Regions from separate parts of the Homo sapiens genome. Here region 1 is linked to region 2. A link is an interaction called in ENCODE POLR2A ChIA-PET data of the cell type or tissue named here. Cell type or tissue: OCI-LY7. All regions are shown on one strand. Each heading gives the region's core, and the rest is flanking DNA. Links, peaks and the distances in the headings are about the cores only. Region 1 overlaps CCDC88A (coiled-coil domain containing 88A). Region 2 overlaps CLHC1 (clathrin heavy chain linker domain containing 1).

What was found. Peaks named below come from ENCODE experiments on the same cell type or tissue, not always from the same donor. Only the 100,000 strongest peaks of a DNase experiment are listed, where the experiment ranks them.
Region 1: POLR2A ChIA-PET joins it to region 2 with 5 read pairs; 3 of 35 experiments call an interaction of 5 or more read pairs at or near these places.

What each region holds. Positions count from the first base shown.
Region 1 is chr2:55,382,640-55,392,170 of GRCh38, reverse strand. CCDC88A (coiled-coil domain containing 88A) reads left to right here. Exons shown (of 33, transcript NM_001365480.1): 3 at 3,285-3,393. Among named protein-coding and RNA genes, the nearest start is that of CCDC88A, 32 kb to the left of the region's middle. In OCI-LY7, for the core only: no CTCF peak of the experiment used is centred there; no DNase peak of the experiment used is centred there.
Region 2 is chr2:55,223,467-55,231,666 of GRCh38, reverse strand. It overlaps CLHC1 (clathrin heavy chain linker domain containing 1), which reads left to right. Exons shown (of 13, transcript NM_152385.4): 2 at 3,463-3,635. It also overlaps the pseudogene CDPF1P1. Among named protein-coding and RNA genes, the nearest start is that of CLHC1, 4.7 kb to the left of the region's middle. RefSeq lists a silencer at 7,889-8,200. In OCI-LY7, for the core only: no CTCF peak of the experiment used is centred there; a DNase peak (open chromatin) is centred at 3,496; H3K4me3 peaks cover 645 bases; H3K27ac peaks cover 529 bases.

The DNA.
Region 1 (9,531 bases), core at 2,645-7,644, 160 kb before region 2:
AACACAGAAACAAAGCCAGGCCCATATATTAATAGGATGCATTGAGAAGAACACAACATCTGTTCTGTGTTTTTCCTGTTAAGGATATATATCCTAAACTTAATTATGAGTCAACACAGTCTTATCAGACAAACCCAACTGAAAATCATTCTATGCAATATGTGGCCTGCAACCCTTCTAAAATGTCTAGTTCATGTACATCAACAAAAGGCTGAGAAACCTCCAGCCTGAAAGAGATTAAAGATTGCAGTTCAGACTACCACATGCCAAGTGCGATTCTGAACTGAATCTATTTCCTATAAAGAACATCCATTCATTATTGGGACAAGAAGGGAAACATGAATGGATTCTTAAGATGGGACTATGTAGTAATATGTGTTTAATATTGCCCCATAGATCATTTAGTCTCTGTTCATTCATTTCAGCTTTTTCTCCCCTCTTCTCCATGCTTCTTTGGACTGTTTTTATTGTAATGTCTTCAAGTTCACTAATCGTTTGCTATACAGTTTCTAATCCATTGTTAAGCTCCTGCGGTGAATTTTTCATTTCAAATAGTTGTATTTTGCAGCTTCAGAAGTCCCATTTGAGTTTTTCAAAACATAATTTACATTTCTTCCTACTTAACGTTCATGTCTTTCTTTAAATCCTTTAGTAGAAAGTCCTTGTCTGTTATTTCCATGATCTTTTTCATTTCTGGGTCTGTTTCTGTTGACTGTTTCCATTTTCTTTCCTGGTTATAGATCACATTTTCCTGATCTTTTGTGTCTATTAATTTTTTTATTTTATGCTGGACATTGTAATGATTATATTTTGGAGTGTCTGGACCTTGTCCTTTTAGAGTGACAAACTTTGTTTTGGCAGGTTGTCAAGTTACTTGCAATCAGCATGATCCTTTCAAGACTTGTTTTGTTGGGGGTGGGGTTCTTGAATAGCTTTTACTCAGCTGCTGATTTAGTCCTCCTTCTAACACATGACTCTTCTGCGGTCTCTGCTGTATGTTCTGGATGTTCATTAAGTCTACTCCACTCTACTTGTCAGAACTCAAATTTCTCTCTTTACATTGTGAGCTCTGAGAATTGTTTAGCTTACAGCTTTCTTGTATTTGATCTTTGCTTAGCCTTGTGGAGTTTTAGGTTATACATGCACAATTTAGTGTTTAGCCAAAATTTTCTTGGTTTTTTGTTTTGCTTTGTTTTCAAGACAGGCTTCCACCATATTGCCCAGGCTGGTCTTGAATACCTGGCCTCAGGCATTCCTCCCGTTTTAGCTTCCCAAAGTCCTGGGATTACAGGCATGAGCCACTACATTCATGCCTGTGTGAAGCCAAAGCCAAAATCTTAAAGGCAGATTTTTGGAGCCCTTTGTTAGTGTAGCTCCCTTTTCTTTGGTATTCTTTTCTGAATGTGTCAGTTTAGCATCCATGAACTCCAGCTTTGTCTCCTCAAGTTCAGCAAGACTTGGGCTACCCATTTTTCTGTACCTCATTCTGGAAAGCACCTCAGTGCCTTACTAGAGAGAACCTAGCTTTGCATTACCTGCTGTCCAAAGTCTGAAAATAGTTTTTTCATGCTTTGTCCAGTTTTCTAGTTTTTTATGGCAAGAGGGTATCTTCCTCCTTTTTGTAATAGCTTCCCCTTCATATTTTATTAATAGCTCAGTTTGGTTGCATTATTTTCTCAACTAGTCCCTTGAGTAATCTCAGCGTAAGTGGTTGAATTGATCCAAGGTTGGGGATTAAGAATGTGGTCAGGGGACAAAAGAATCAAGTTATTGGGAGTGGTGGAAAGCAAATAGTTGAAGCAGTGGTTCTCAGAGTATGGATGGAGGATCCTTTTGGGGATCCATAGGGTCTTCCCACTTCTAACTACGTGTGAGGGTGAAATGTCTTAATATACTTGAACCAAAATAATAAGCAGTGGATTCAATGCAAAAGCAAAGATAAGAATCTGTTTTTTAAAAGTTAAACCACGCATTAAAGAGATACACAAAAATAGTAAAACGATACCACTCAGTTTTCTAAGTTGTTTTTGTTTGGTTTTTGTTAGCCTGTAGTGGGTTTATTATTTTGTTAAAGTGAGTTGATACATAAATAACTTTGAAATGTTCTATCTTTATTTTTTATTTTTTTTTTTTTTTGAGTCTCGCTCTGTAGCCCAGGCTGGAGTGCAGTGGTGCGATCCTGGCTCACTGCAACCTCTGCCTCCTGGGTTCAAGTGATTCTCCTGCCTCAGCCTCCCAAGTAGCTGCGACTACAGTTGCATGCCACCACACCTGGCTAATTTTTGTATTTTTAATACAGATGGGGTTTCACCATGTTGGCCAGGCTGGTCTTGAACTCCTGACCTCAGGTGATCCACCAGCCTGGGCCTCCCAAACTGCTGGGATTATAGGCGTGAGTCACCGTGCCCTACCTCAGTCTTTATTCCTAACACACTAAGTATTAATTAAAGATAGCCCACAACATCAAAAATTGTTTGGAGTCATCAATTAAGATTACAAAGGGGTCTTGAGACCTAAAAGTTTGAGAATTATGGAAATAAAGCACCATAGATTCTAATCTGTTTAGGGAAGGAACTGAAGGCATTAGGAATGCAATGGACTGTGTAGAAAGGGAACAGATTAAAGAATGAGGCGTTTCTATTCAGTTTCTATTTCCTGTTGGATGGGTGTCGATTTCTTGACTTTCCTGCATCCTTGTGTGGAGGTGCCGCAATTTCCCATTCTAAACCATGGTTGACTTGACTATTTTTCTTCTGCAGTTTCTGCTGCCTCAGGATTATTGAGCCCTTTGCTTTCATTGAATCTACAATTTTACCCAAAATAAAAGTACTAACCTGTGTCATCCACTTTAACCTTGAATTTCTCTGGGACATTGCCTGTTCAAATATAATCCCTATTACCCAGTGAGGAGAAATAACATTTATTGGTTATTATTAGCCCATATTTTAAATGGATTTATTTTGTGTGATAGAACTATATATTCAAAGGAAATAGTAAGTTATTCATCCCAGGAATGTGGAGTGGCAACATGACAATGAAAGGCAACATCTGACTTAGGTTTGAAATTAATTTTGTTCTTGCTTTGGGAAATCAGTTGCATTTGTATTAATTAGAAGCACGGAATACATGTCAAAGTAATAATCTGCCCTTTTGGACCATCTCTGTTAATGCAGATGAGCACACAATTTATTTAAATAAAAAAGTATTATATGATTAATTTTAATTATATATAGATTGATAGTAGTATTTTATGTAATTTTAAAGTATTTTTGTATTTCTTACAGTAATCCTAAATTGGAGAGTCAGAGAGTAAATAAAAAAGTCAATAATGATGCCTCACTTAGAATGCACAATCTATCCATTTTGGTGAGACAGATAAAATTTTATTACCAGGTAAGTGCTCTTTTTAAAAATCTGGGGTTTTAATAACTACTTACATTTTTGTATTATTTAGTATCAGTCATCTCACAAATATTTAAACGCTTATTATATGCTAGGTTCTGATCTATTTGCTAGAGTTAGAGTAGTAAATAAGATAGTTTATTTTTTATGAATGTTAAAGGCTTAAGCAAGCATTTAATAATTTTCTAATGTTACAAATGACTATTGTATTTTATGTTTTAAAAATCAGGTCCCAGTTTCCTGAGAACTTGCATAGTGTAACATTTTGTTGTTAGACTTCTTGAATTATGCCTTTGAAAAGTGTACTTCCATTTTTTTTAAAAAAAAAACCTGAATTGGATGCATATTTTCGTTTTTAAATATGAACATTGTTGAGGATTTCAATATACCTCTCAAAATTGCTATATCTGCATTGCATAAATTTTGGTATGGCGTATTTTAAAAGATGATTATTTCTATGCATTTTCTAATTTCTGCTATGATTTATTTCACTTACGAGTTACTTAGAAGTATGCTTTTAAATTTTTGAACATGGTATTTTTCAAGTAACCTTTTTGCTTTTGATTTTTGGTCAAAGAATGTGGTTTGTATAATACTGATTCTTTGATATTTGTTAAGAATTACTTAGCTTGGCCTAGTATGTCGTTGTCAGTTTTCTTTAAAGTTCTATGTGTGCTTGAAAAAGTATGTATTCTCCAATTGTTTGGGCGCAGAGTGAGAGCAACCTTGTTTGTTAATTGTATTGTTCCAATCTTTTACAGCCTTGTTGATTTGTCTTTTGAGTGATTAGTTATTGAGAAAGAGGAGTTGAAATATCCCATATGATGATGAATTTATCAAATTTTGTCTTATAGACTTTGAACCTGTTATTAGGTGCAAATAAATTTAAAATTGTTAAATCTTCCTGAAGAATTTGATTATTTATCAGTAATTGTCTCTTTTCCAATTTTTTTTTCTTTTTTCTTTTTCTTTTTTTTTTTTTTTTTTTTGAGATGGAGCCTCACTGTCACCCAGGCTGGAGTGCAGTGGCGCAATCTCATCTCACTGCAACCTCTGCCTCCTGGGTTCAAGCGATTCTCCTGCCTCAGACTCCTGAGTAGCTGGGACTATAGGTGTGCACCACCGTGTCCAGCTAATTTTTATGTTTTCAGTAGAGACAGGGTTTCACCATGTTGGCTAGGCTGGTCTCAAACTCCTGACCGCAAGTGATCTGCCCCCCTCAGCCTCCCAAAGTGCTGGGATTACAGGCATGAGCCCCCATGCCTGGCCTATCAGTAATTGTTTCTACATGTTTTTCCTTTCTCCTGGTTTAAAATTTTTTCACTCTTCCTGTTTTTTCAGAGGTGACTTTCAAAATCATACATTTTATACCTAAACATAGGAAAGGCCAAAATTAATGAGTATCTTTACCCTTTTATGGAATAGTGCTATGACTTTAGAATGTTTTAATTCTAGTCATTCTCTTTTATGACTTTTAAGCTTTTCTTGTCTTGTATTTTCGGGTTTTTTTCTTTACCCTACAAATTAAATATTGAGAAGTACTATTAAATAAATAAAACCAATGTTTCTTTTTTTTTTTTTTTTTTTTTTTTGAGATGGAATCTCAATCTGTTGCCCTGGCTGGAATGCAGTGGCACGAGCTCAGCTCACTGCAACTTCCGCCTCCTGGGTTCCAGCAATTCTCCTGCCTCAGCTGCCCGAGTAGCAGGGATTACAGGTGCCCACTACCACACCCGGCTAATTTTTTTGTATTTTTAGTAGAGACTGGGTTTCGCCATGTTGGCCAGGCTGGTCTCGAACTCCTGACCTCCTGTGATCCACCCGCCTCGGCCTCCCAAAATGCTAGGATTGTAGGCATGAGCCGTGCGCCCAGCCCTTTTTCTTTAGCTCAAGCTGCATGTTTTTCTTTGAGAATATTTGTCTGAAAATGCCTTTATTTCACTCTTGTTTTTGGAAGATAGTTCTTTGTTTGTTTTAGTTTTTAAATAGAGACAGAAGGCTGGGTACAGTGGCTCACACCTGTAATCCCAGCACTTTGGGAGGCCGAGGTGGGCGGATCACTTGAGGTCAGGAGTTCGAGACCAGCCTGTCCAACATGGCGAAACCTTGTCTCTACTAAAAATACAAAAATTAGCCAGCCTTGGTGGTGGGCACCTGTAATCTCAGCTACTCAGGAGGCTGAGGCATGAGAATCACTTGAACCCAGGAAGCAGGGTTTGCAGTGAGCCGAGATCATGCTGTTGCACTCCAGCCTTGGCAGCAAGAGCAAACCTCCATCTACAAAAAATAAAATAAAATAAAATAAAATACAATCTACAAAAAATAAAATAAAAAAGAGACAGAGTCTCACTATGTTGCCCAGGCTGGTCTTGAACGTCTGGGCTCAAGCAGTCCTCTTGCCTCAGCCTCCCAAAGTGTTGGGATTATGGGCGTGAGTGATTGCACTAGGATGAAATACTTTTAAGTATGCAGTTTTAGGTTGACAATTATTTTTCTGTCAGTACTTTGCACACTTAATTCTTCTGTCTCTGTATTTTTTTTTTTTTGAGACGGAGTTTTGCTCTTGTTGCCCAGGCTGGAGGGCAGTGGCATGATCTTGACCACTGCAACCTCTGGCTCCTGGGTTCAAGTGATTCTCCTGTCTCAGCCTCCTGAGTAGCTGGAATTACAGGTACATGCCACCACGCCCGGCTCATTTTTGTATTTTTAGTAGAGACAGGTTTCATCATATTGGTCAGGCTGGTCTTGAACTCCTGACCTCAGGTAATCCGCCTGCCTCGGCCTCCCAAAGTGTTGGGATTACAGGTGTGAGCCACCATGCCTGGCCTCTCTGGATTCTTTTTGCTCTGGAGAAGTTAGCTCTCTAATTTTTGTTACTTAAGCTGTCTTTTTTTTTTTTTTTTTTTTTTTTTTTTTGACATGGAGTTTCACTCTGTTACCTAGGCTGGAGTGCAATGGTGCAATTTCAGCTCACTGCAGCCTCTGCCTCCCGGATTCAAGGGATTCTCCTGCCTCAGGCCCCTGAGTAGCTGAGACTACAGGCACGTGCCACCAGGCCCGGCTAATTTTTGTATTTTTATGAGAGGTGTGGTTTCACCATGTTGGCCAGGCTTGTCTCGAACTCCTGACCTCAGATGATCCACGCGCCTCAGCCTTCCAAAGTGCTGAGATTACAGGCGTGAGCCACCGCGCCCGGCTAGACTGTCTTTTTTCTTTCAAAGCTACTTTTAGTATTTATTCTTCTAATATTTGTTCTAATCTGGTATCTTTCAAATATTTTTATTGATATATGTTAGACTTTCTTACTCTATTTCTTGCTTATTAAACTTTTATTTATTAAGCTTGTGCTGCATTCTGAGTCTTGTTTTCAGAACTCTCTAATTTACTAATTCACTCCATATTTGTGTCAAATCTTCTGTTTAACCCATTGATTATATCTTTCATTTCTGGAAGATTTGGTTCTTTTTACATTACCTTTTCATTTTGCTCATTAATCATTTTCTTTTCTTCAGATATTTAAAATTTTTCCGTTTTAGATTTCATATCTGATTATTCAGAAATCTGAAATATGTACAGATCTGGATCTGTCCTTTGTTTTCTGCTTGCTGTTTCTTTTGGTAGTGGTGGTGATAGTAGTAGTGGCAGTGGTGGGGGTGGCAGTGATATGTGTGTGTTTTAATTGTGAACTCATTTTTTGGGGGGACTTTATCTGTGCCAATTCTTTGTATTCAAGTCAAGGATGCATTGCTTCAGAGCAGATTTGTTGCTTGTTGTGCAACCAACCCTGAATCACCTTTATTTTAAGCAAGTTTAGCCAGGCGCGGTAGCTCATGCCTGTAATCCCAGCACTTTGGAAGGCCAAGATGGGTGGATCACTGGAGGTCTGGAGTTCCAAACCAGCCTGGCCAACGTGGTGAAACCCTGCCTGTACTAAAAATACAAAAATTAGCCAGGTGTGGTGGTGCGTGCCTGTAATCCCAGCAACTTGGGAGGCTGAGGCGCACGAATTGCTTGAACCAGAGAGGTAGAAGTTACAGTAAGCGGAGATCACACCACTACACTCCAGCCTGGGCGACAGAGCGAGACTCTGTCTTTAAAAAATATATATATATATATATGTATATATACACATATATACATATATATACGTATATATACACATATATACGTATATATGTGTATATATACACATATATACGTATATATGTGTATATATACACATATATACGTATATATGTATATATATATAATTTATATATAATATTCAATATATAATTAAATATATAATTAAATATGTATATTTAAGCAAGTTCATATAGAAGCAATATTGTTGTAATGTAGAAAATTAGAAAAAAAATAGATAATATAGACATAGTTCTAGTGCCAGGAAATTAGCACTGTTATCACCTGAATATATATACACTTCTGGATTTTTTTTTTTTTTGAGATGGAGTTTTGCTCTGTCACCCAGGCTGGAGTGCAGTGGTGCAATCTCGGCTTACTGCAACCTCTGCCCCACCTGGATTTTTTTTTTCCTTATGTGTTTATAAATTATGTTTTTATGTGTTTACATTTTTTATTGATTGATTGAAACAAGGTCTGTCTTTGTTGCCTAAGTCACAGCTCACTGTAGCTAAGACCTTCTGGGCTCAAGCAATCCTTCCGCCTCAGCCTCCTAAGTAGCTGGGACTACACATGTGTGTCACTATGCTATATTTTTTAATTTTTTGAGACAGAGTCTGGTATTGTCGCCCATGCTGGAGTGCAGTGGCATGGTCGTAGCTCATAGGTCACTGTAGTCTTGAGCGCAATTACTTTCGCACCAACCAATACTTTAAATTGTCTTCAGAAATAGGTCAGACATTTTATATATACAGTTAATAGACTTACTGAAATAATTTTTTTGTTCTTATTATATTAGAGAGGGTGTGGTTTAATATATGACACATTGCAAGTTAATATTTTCCAAATCAATGGAATTCTCATCAGCCCTTAAATTACCTTCTCTTAGAAAAATCAGATTTTGGGGAACGACTGTAGAAAACTTAAATTTTTTGTATGTCATATGCCCCTGAGAAGATGTATTTGAGGCGAAGTATTTTAGTATTTAGTATTTTAGTATTTCTTTTCTTTTTTTTTTTTTTTTAAGACGGAGTCTCGCTTTGTTGCCCAGGCTGGAGTGCAGTGGCACAATCTTGACTCACTGCAACCTCCGCCTCCCGGGTTCAAGCGATTCTCCTGCCTCGGCTTCCTGAGTAGCTGGGATTACAGGCACCTGCCACCACACCTGGCTAATTTTTTTTTGTATTTTTAATAGAGACGGGGTTTCACCATGTTGGCCAGGCTGGTTTCAAACTCCTGACCTCAGGTGATCCTCCCTCCTTGGCCTCCCAAAATGCTGGGACTACAGGCATGAGCCACCGTGCCGGGCCATTTTAGTACATTTTGATTATTCTGACTCACAAAGGGGAAAGTGAATTTGGATAAGTTAAAATTCAAAAGTGTATGTTTCCCAAAAAATTTTTTTGATAGGTTGGTAAGCATCAAGGTCATCTTGTAAAGATGATTCCCAGGGAGAAAAGAATATTGACAGAATACCCTAAGATGATTGTTGGAGGGAGGATTATTTCAATTTATCTTTTCAGTAATGATAGGTAAATTTAAATGTCAGTACTCTTTTGTTTTTTTTTTTTTTCATTTTTATGATTTAGAACCTGTAAAAGCTCAATACAAATTCTAATGTCATTCACATTTTCCCTCTCCCGTTTCTTGAATGCCAGATATTCTACCTGGTACTGGTGCTACAGTGGTGCATAGGACATACCATGTCCCTATTTTCATGGAACTATGGTACTAGTAGAGGAATAATAGATGAGTAAAAAACTAAGCAAAACAATTTCTGTTGTGATTAATAATATAAGACTAATGAAGTAGTAATATGAGAGGTCATGAGAGAAATAAGTGGTAACATTAGATTATCAGAAAGTTTATCAAAGATATACTTCATTATGGTTAAATGGCAATTCAGACCTTTTCAAATAATCACTTGATCCGTAGCAAACACCTTTTTGTCTTGCAAATGAGTATTCAAAAGTTTTCAAGTCAGAAAATAAAGTAAATTATAGCTGT
Region 2 (8,200 bases), core at 1,099-6,098:
CCACAAACCAGAGTCCTTTCTAATGTCTTCTGTATTTATTTCTTCATCCTCTGCCCTCTGCGACCCCATCCCCAAATTCAGACCTTAATTTTCTCTTGTAGGGGTTCCGAATCTAACTCCTTATCTCTCTCCAGTCTTTCCTCCTTTCTAACCCACCTTCACTATTGCCTCCAAAATATTCATTCTGAAAGGTAAATGTGTGTTATTATTTTATACCTCACCTTCAGGATACAATTCAAATTTCTTAGAATGACATTCAGCCTCTGCCTTCCTTACAACCTAATCTGCTAAACCCATTACTCTACATTTTAGTAAATGAAGCTAATTTAATTTCCTGACCTATGCCCTCCCGTGTTTTGGCATTTCTGAAGAATCCAGTCGTTTATTCTTCCTGGAACTTTTTTTTTTTTTTTTCGTGAGACGGAATTTCGCTCTGTTGCCCAGGCTGGAGTGCAGTGGCGCGGTCTCGGCTCACTGTAAACTCCGCCTCCCAGGTTCAAGCAATTCTTCTGCCTCAGCCTCCCGAGTAGCTGGGATTACAGGCGCCCACCACCACACCCGGCTAATTTTTGTATTTTTAGTAGAGATGGGGTTTCACCATGTTGGCCAGGCTGTTCTCTAGCTCCTGACCTCAAATGATCCATCCTCCTTGGCCTCCCAAAGTGGTGAGATTACAGGCGTGAGCCACCACGCCCTGCCTCCTGGAACATTTTTCATCCCCTAGTCCGCCAACTAGTCTCTACAACAAAATTTCCTAGAGTTGCTTGTACATATTGTCTCTAATCTTTCCCTTCCGTTGTCTGAACCCACTCCTGTCAGGCTTTTGTCCCCACCATTCTGATCGGATAGCTCTTGTAATGGTCACTAATGACCTCCATGTTGCTAAATTCAATGGTCATTTCATCTTATTTGATCTGTCAGCAGTATTTGACACAGTTGCTCATTCCATCTCTCTTTGAAAACCTTTCAAAGACTTCACCTCTCAGTTTTTCTGCCACCCTGGAGGCTCTTTTCCAGGCTCATTTGCTGCTTCCTCTTGATCTGCAAGACCTCTAACCATGGAGTATCCCCAAGGCCCAGTCCTTGGACCTCTGCTTTGTCTGCATTTTCTTGGTTATCTCATTTTTGTTTAATAACTTTTAAAGTATCATCATATGCAAATGACTCATAAACTTATCTGTCAGACCAGATATGTCACAGATATGTCACAACTTCATCTTCACATATCCAGCTATCTACTCAACATCTCTAATGGACAGGCCCCAAACACTTAATCTCATGAAATTGCTCTTCCCATGTTTATATATGGCAATTCCCATTTCTCCAGTCACTAAGGCCAAAAACTTTATGATTATCCTTGACTGTTCTTTTATATCCCACATCTTATCTACCTTGGCAGATCTTGGCTTTATTTTCAAAATATATGCAGAACACTTCCTACCACCTCCATTGTTAGCACCCTGATTCAAGCCACCATCATCTTTTGCCTTGATTATTGCAGTAGCTTCGTAACAGCACTTCCAGCTTTGACCCTTGCGTCCTATAATCTGTTTTCCACAGAGCAACAAGAACAATTCTTTTTTTTCTTTTTTTTGAGATGGAGTTTCGCTGTTGTTGCCCAGGCTGGAGTGCAATGGCACAATCTTGGCTCACCGCAAACTCTGCTTCCCGGGTTAGGTGATTCTCCTGCCTCAGCCTCTCCAGTAGCTGGGATTACAGGCATGCGCCACCACGCCCAGCTAATTTTGTATTTTTAGCAGAGACAGGGTTTTTCCATGTTGGTCAGGCTGGTCTGGAACTCCCGACGTCAGGTGATCTGCCCGCCTTGGCCTCCCAGAGTGCTGGGATTACAGGCATGAGCCACCATGCCTGGCCAAGAACAATTCTTTAAAATGTTAAGTCAGCTCTCCCACTCTTCTGCACACAGGCCTCTAAAGGCTTCGAATCTCACTCAGAGGAAAGCCTAAATTCTTACAAGTGAGGCTGTTGCTCCAGTGCTGGAACAAGTAGAGGCCACAGTCCAGTGTTGCTCCTCTTGCCAAGTCTGCCCAGAGAAAGGGACCTCTTTTTCTAAACCGCACAAAGGTACCCCCTAGGCTGATAGTAGTTCTGCCCTCAAGACCCTACATGCTACATAATCTGGCAGTTACCTCTCTGATCTCATCTCTTCTCTCCCTTTCTCATTCTCTTCTAGCCCCACGGGCCCTCTAGCTGTTCCTCAAATGTGTTGTCCCACCCTGAGGCCTTTGGACTGGCTACTCTCTTTGCCTCAACCACTCATCTCCCAGGAATCTACATGACCTGCTATTTTCAGATTTCTGAAATGTCACCTTATCAGTAAGCTCTTTTGTCTTTCCTGACTTACTGCCCTTATAGAAAATGGTATCCTCCCACCTTCCTTACTCTCTATCCCCCATACCTTGTTTTATTTTTCTTCATACAACTTAACCCCTATCTGTCATACTATATTTCTATATATATATAATTTTTTTCTTTCTTTTTTTTTTTTTTTTTTTGAGACAGAATCTCCCTCTGTCGCCCAGGCTGGATTGCAGTGGTATGATCTTAGCCCACTGCAACCTCCACCTCTCTGGTCCAAATGATTCTCATACCTCAGCCACCTAAGTAGCTGGGATTATAGGTGTGAGCCCCTGCGCCCAGCTAATTTTTATATTCTTTAATAGAGACTGGGTTTTGCCATGTTGGCCAGACTGATCTCAAACTCCTAACCTCAAGTGATCCACCTGCCTCGGCTTTCCAAAGTGCTGGGATTACAGGCATGAGCCGCTGTGCCTGGACTATTTTTTTTCTTGTGTGTTGTCTGTTTCTACATGAATGTAACCTTTGTGAGATTAGGGACTTTGTTTTGTTCAATACTGTGTCTCCATTGTCTAGAATAATGGCAGACAAACAATAGGTGTCCCCCAAATATTGAATAAATAAATGTAGCACAACTTAAGCATTGCCCTAGATTTTGTTTTACTAGATGTTTTCCCTAATGTTTCCTTGCCCCCTTCCGTAGGCTGATGAGATGCCCCTCTGGCCTTCTGTAGCCTATTGTGCTTACCTCTGTCACACTGCCTTTTCTGCTTTGTAGCAGTGGCTCATTTACTAGACCTGGAACACTTGACTGGGAACCCTTGTGACTTGTCAACACATCCCTAAATGTCTAATATGAATGAATGAATGAATGAATGGTAATCTTGGTTGGTTTATGTAACTCAATGGCATTTTGTAGATGTTAAGGAACAATCCCTTTAGCTGTGTTCTGGTTTGAGAGCACCACAAGTCCAATGTCTTATGAATAGACTAGATTATTGTTCAGTGATTATTGATTATTCAGCAAACATATGTTTGAGTACTGCTCTGCTAGAAACTGCATTATGCACTTGAATGCATATGGTAGAGGAGGGATGATGGGGAAAGAGAACATTTTGTTTCCTGATCTTGTCACGCTTACAGCCTAACAGATGAGACAGAATATAAACAGGAAGTCTCTAAGGCAGTGTGGTGGAAGGATAATACCATGATGGAGGAAGTGCACAGTATTATGGGAGAACATAGCAGTGGCATCTGACCAATTTTAAGGGAATCCAGGACAGCTTTCCTGAAGCTGAAGAAAGAGTAAAAGCCAGGTGAATCAAAGTGATAGTATGTATGTGTTTTGGGGGTTGGGGGTAATATAGGAGGATGGTCTGCAGGGAGGGGGAGAGAATTATGTAAGATCCTAAGGTAAGAGAGGAAGTTCATGGGTGTGGGAATGGGGATATGGGGCAAAGGACAGGGACATGAAGAGAGTAAATTTGGTCAAAGAAAAAGAGTCATTAGTTTCTGAAGGGCACTAATAGGCCAAGTAAAGGAACTTGGATTTTATCCTAAGGGTAATACGGTAGGAAGCCACTGGTGTCCAAATGTCACTACCCCCTCTCTAATGATAACACCCGTTTCTTCCTCTTTTGACTTTTATCTTTTACTTTTTTTTTTTTTTTGAGATGGAGTCTTGCTCTATTGCCCAGGCTGGAGTGCAGTGGCTCAATCTCGGCTCACTGCAACCTCCACCTCCTGGGTTCAAGTGATTCTCCTGCCTCAGCCTCCTGAGTAGCTGGGATTATAGGCGTGTGCCACCACTCCCAGCTAATTTTTGTATTTTTAGTAGAGATGTGGTTTCACCATGTTGGTCAGACTGGTCTTGAACTCCTGATCTCGTGATCTGCCTGCCTCGGCCTCCCAAAGTGCTGGGATTATAGGCGTGAGCCACCGCGCCTGGTTATCTTTTACTATTTGAAATTATTTATTTATAGTTTGTCTCCCCTACTAGATCATAAGCTTCAAGGAGCCAGGGACCTTATCTTACTTATTGCCGAATTCCTAGCTGTGAAATGGTGCCTGGTGCTTTGTTGACACTCAATAAATACTGACTGAATGAATGAATAAACAAATGTATTTCTCATTTAGGAAAACTTGATTAATTAATGAGTTATTCCCTTGCTGGAACTACTTTATATTAATTCATAAATTGACTTTTTGCTATCCAGTTCATCAACATGAAGATAATTTTGGCCTTTTAATCTTCAGAATTATTTTGGTGTCTCCTCTTCTGTATATGGCTATGGGCAGTATTTACAGGCTGTATATGTTATTCACATAATCAGGTATCAGTTATATTGCCAGAACATGATACAATTGATTGAGACACTTACTTATCATGGCATTGTTTATATTAGTGAAAATAGCAGCCAGGTGCAGTGGCTCATGCCTGTAATCCCAGCACTTTGGGAGGCCAAAGCAGGCTGATCACTTGAGGCCAGGAGTTCAAGATCAGCCTGGCCAACAGGGTGAAACCCCATCTCTACTAAAATTACAAAAAATTACCCAGACATGGTGCCCTGCACCTCTAGTTTCAGCTACTCGGGAGGCTAAGGCAGGAGAATCACTTGAATTCAGAAAGTGAAGGTTGCAGTGAGCTGAGATCGTGCCACTGCACTCCAGCCTGGGCGACAGAGCAAGACTGTCTCAAAACAAAACAAAAATAGTGAAAATATCTGACAATGGGGGAATAAATTAATGGAACATCATACTATGAAATACTGTGTAAGCTTTAGAAGTCATGTTTTAAAAAACGATTTAACAACATGAAAAAGTGCTTTTAATATTAAGTGAAAAAAATGGGATGCACAACTGAATATAGAGTTTAATTTCAAGTTTTGTAATGTTTGGAAGGAAATATTCCAAAATATTAAATAGATATTTATTTCATTAATTTTGTCTGGTTTATATTTTCCGAATTTTATACCAGGAGTATGCTTCTGTAATTAGGGAAAAAGTTACGATGTTGCCTTGCCAGCCATTATTAAGCAAGCCAAGAGTTCTGTTTGAAGTTAATGTGACTAAATCTTAGGCACCAACTTCTGTATCCAACTTCAGTTGGACAATTTTTTTTTTTTCAGTAAAAACTCTTTCTCTTTTTTTTTTTTTGAAATGGAGTCTCGCTCAGTTGCCCAGGCTGGAGTGCAGTGGTGCGATCTTGGCTCACTGCAACCTCCGCCTCCCGGGTTCACGCCACTCTCCTGCCTCAGCCTCCTGAGTAGCTGGGACTACAGGCGCCCGCCACCACACCCGGCTAATTTTTTTGTACTTTTAGTAGAGACGGGGTTTTACCATGTTAGCCAGATGGTCTCGATCTCCTGACCTCGTGAACCGCCCGCCTCGGCCTCCCAAAATGCTGGGACTACAGGCGTGAGCTACCGCTCCCGGCCTTTCAGTAAAAATTCTTTATTCATTCCTTCATCACGTGACAGTTGGCCTTGAGTACTTACAAAGACAGCAGTTCCTGCCTCTCAGAAATCTAAGCAGACATTCCAGAGCTCACAGATCAGTGCCCCACCAACTGCTACCTGGAAGCTTCAGGGAGATGGGGAGCCTGGAGGAGGGGATGCTGCAGGAACCCCCTGGCACGCAGTGGGGCTGGGCTTCGAAGGCATCCAGGACTGAATTCGAGGTGGCAGGGGGCAAGCAGGCAGGCAGCGTGACGGTCATGAGGTGCGGGGTGAGGGCAGGAAGCCCACAGCATTCCTGACTTGGGGTCAGGGGAGACAGATTGGAGGGGCCCGAGATGAAGCCAGAGCTTACAGAGAGGCTGTAAGCCAGCACTCAGCTTCCCGGGAGACCCCAACCACTGCCGGGTCCAGAGTGCCCTGGGAGAATGTCAGGTACCCAGATGTTTCAGTGGAAGATTCCTTTTTCAAACATTAGCTGGTTCTTTGGATTTTTAATTATAAACATAGTACATGATCAAGGTTAAACCATTTTCCAAGCATCACATAAGGATGGGAAGTAATTCTATCCCGCTCTAGACCTTCCAGATTGGCTCCAGAAGGCAGCTGCTGTCAGTGATTTTCCTTACAGACCATTGCAGCCACCTACCTTGCGCCATGGTCCCGAGACAGCATGGCGTCTTCCCCCACACGGACCTGCAGGTGGCCTCTTAGGAGCTTTCTCGCTGAAGGAGGTCATCCCTCTTAGTCACATCTGAGCAGCACTCACTTAGGCCTCGGCCCCGAGGGTCATGCGGGGGCACCTGGCCGGGTTCCCGGCTCTGTCTGGTCTGGCATCTGTCTGCCTTTGGGCTACCTTTTCGGCACAGCTCCCTGGGCCTGTGGCTGCTACAAGCTGGACTCCAGCTCCCCTGGGCTGCAGTGCTGCTCGCAGTGGTCCAGAAAAGAGGCTGGGCACAGCGGCTCCTGGCTCAGCAGCATCCTTGGCGCAGGCTGGCCCAGGAGCTCCGTGCAGGGTGCTGCCAGTTGACCCAGCCCCGGCTGCACTCAATGTCCGAGAACCGGGCTGGCTGGGGGGCCTCTTTGACGGAGCTTTACTCCAAGTCTTGCTGAATTTCCTGAGGAAAAGCACTGATGTTCTCATGGACACAAGGGAGGCAGAATCTCTTGAAGTAGAATAAACTGCACTCCTTTCCAGTCTTCCTTTCTCAGCTTCTCCTGGACCGCCAGCTCCTCCATGCGCCTCAGACACTCCCAACGCCGCACTGCGGGGGTTCCTCCCGCCCTGGCCCATCTCATCCCCCTTGGCTGTTGATACAGCTCCCCTGTGTGCATGTCGCCCTGTGGCAGATGCTCAGGGACTTCTCAGACTCCAGGATCACTCCGAGTACACTGGCCACACAGCCTGCTGCACAAACTGCAGCGCCAGCTAAGGACCAGGAATCTGACATTGTCGGAGGTGAAGGGATCCTTTGTGACATAGCTTTCCTCCAGGAGGACCATCCACTGGGTGTCGGGGGAGCTTCTGCCCCAAGTAGCAGGAGGGAGCTGTCAAGGCGTGGAGTTCACACTCAAACACTCCCAGAGGACGGCACTCTGCATGGGACGCCATCCAGCTCCTTTGACTGTGGAATCAAGTACATTATCAGCTGGCCCCTGGCTCCTGGCTGTGACCTCCCTTCGCTTGAACTGAGCCTTGTGTGTAAGGGCGTATCAAGTTGTATGGGCTTCGCCGCTGGGTGACCCCAAATGCAACTCCAGGAAGCATGGGTTACCAATGACTTTAAGGTTAACGATCAGCTGGGCGCGGTGGCTGACGCCTGTAATCCCAGCACTTTGGGAGGTCGAGGCGAATGGATCACGAGGTCAGGAGTTCAAGACCAGCCTGGCCAACATGGTGAAACCCCCATCTCTACTAAAAATACAAAAATTAGCCGGGCGTGGTGGCGGGCGCCTGTAGTCCCAGCTACTCAAGAGGCTGAGGCAGGAGAATCGCGTGAACTCGGGAGGCGGAGCTTGCAGTGAGCTGAGATCTCGCCGCTGCACTCCAGCCTGGGCGGCAGAGCGAGACTCCGTCTCAAAAAAAAAAAAAAGTTACGATCCGATCGCGGGTGTGCGTGAACCTGACCCTGCTTCTCTTCTGAACACCGGGGCGTCCTAGGCCCCTGCCGAGGCTCCTGGGGGCGGTGCCTGTGAGCAGGGACCGCTGAGCGGGTCCGGGGGCGCCAGTGGTCCCCGCGAGCCTCCGCGCGCCCTCCCTCGCCCCAGAGCCGTCTGAGGTCGGGGGAACCGTCCCCCGAGGCCGACACGCCGCTCCTCCATCCGGTCCCCAAAGCCGAGAGCGGTCGCGCCGACCCTTGGCGCTCGGAGCACAGCAGGCCACGCCGGCGCGGAACTCAGTCCCGGCGAGCGGGAGGTGCCCTGAG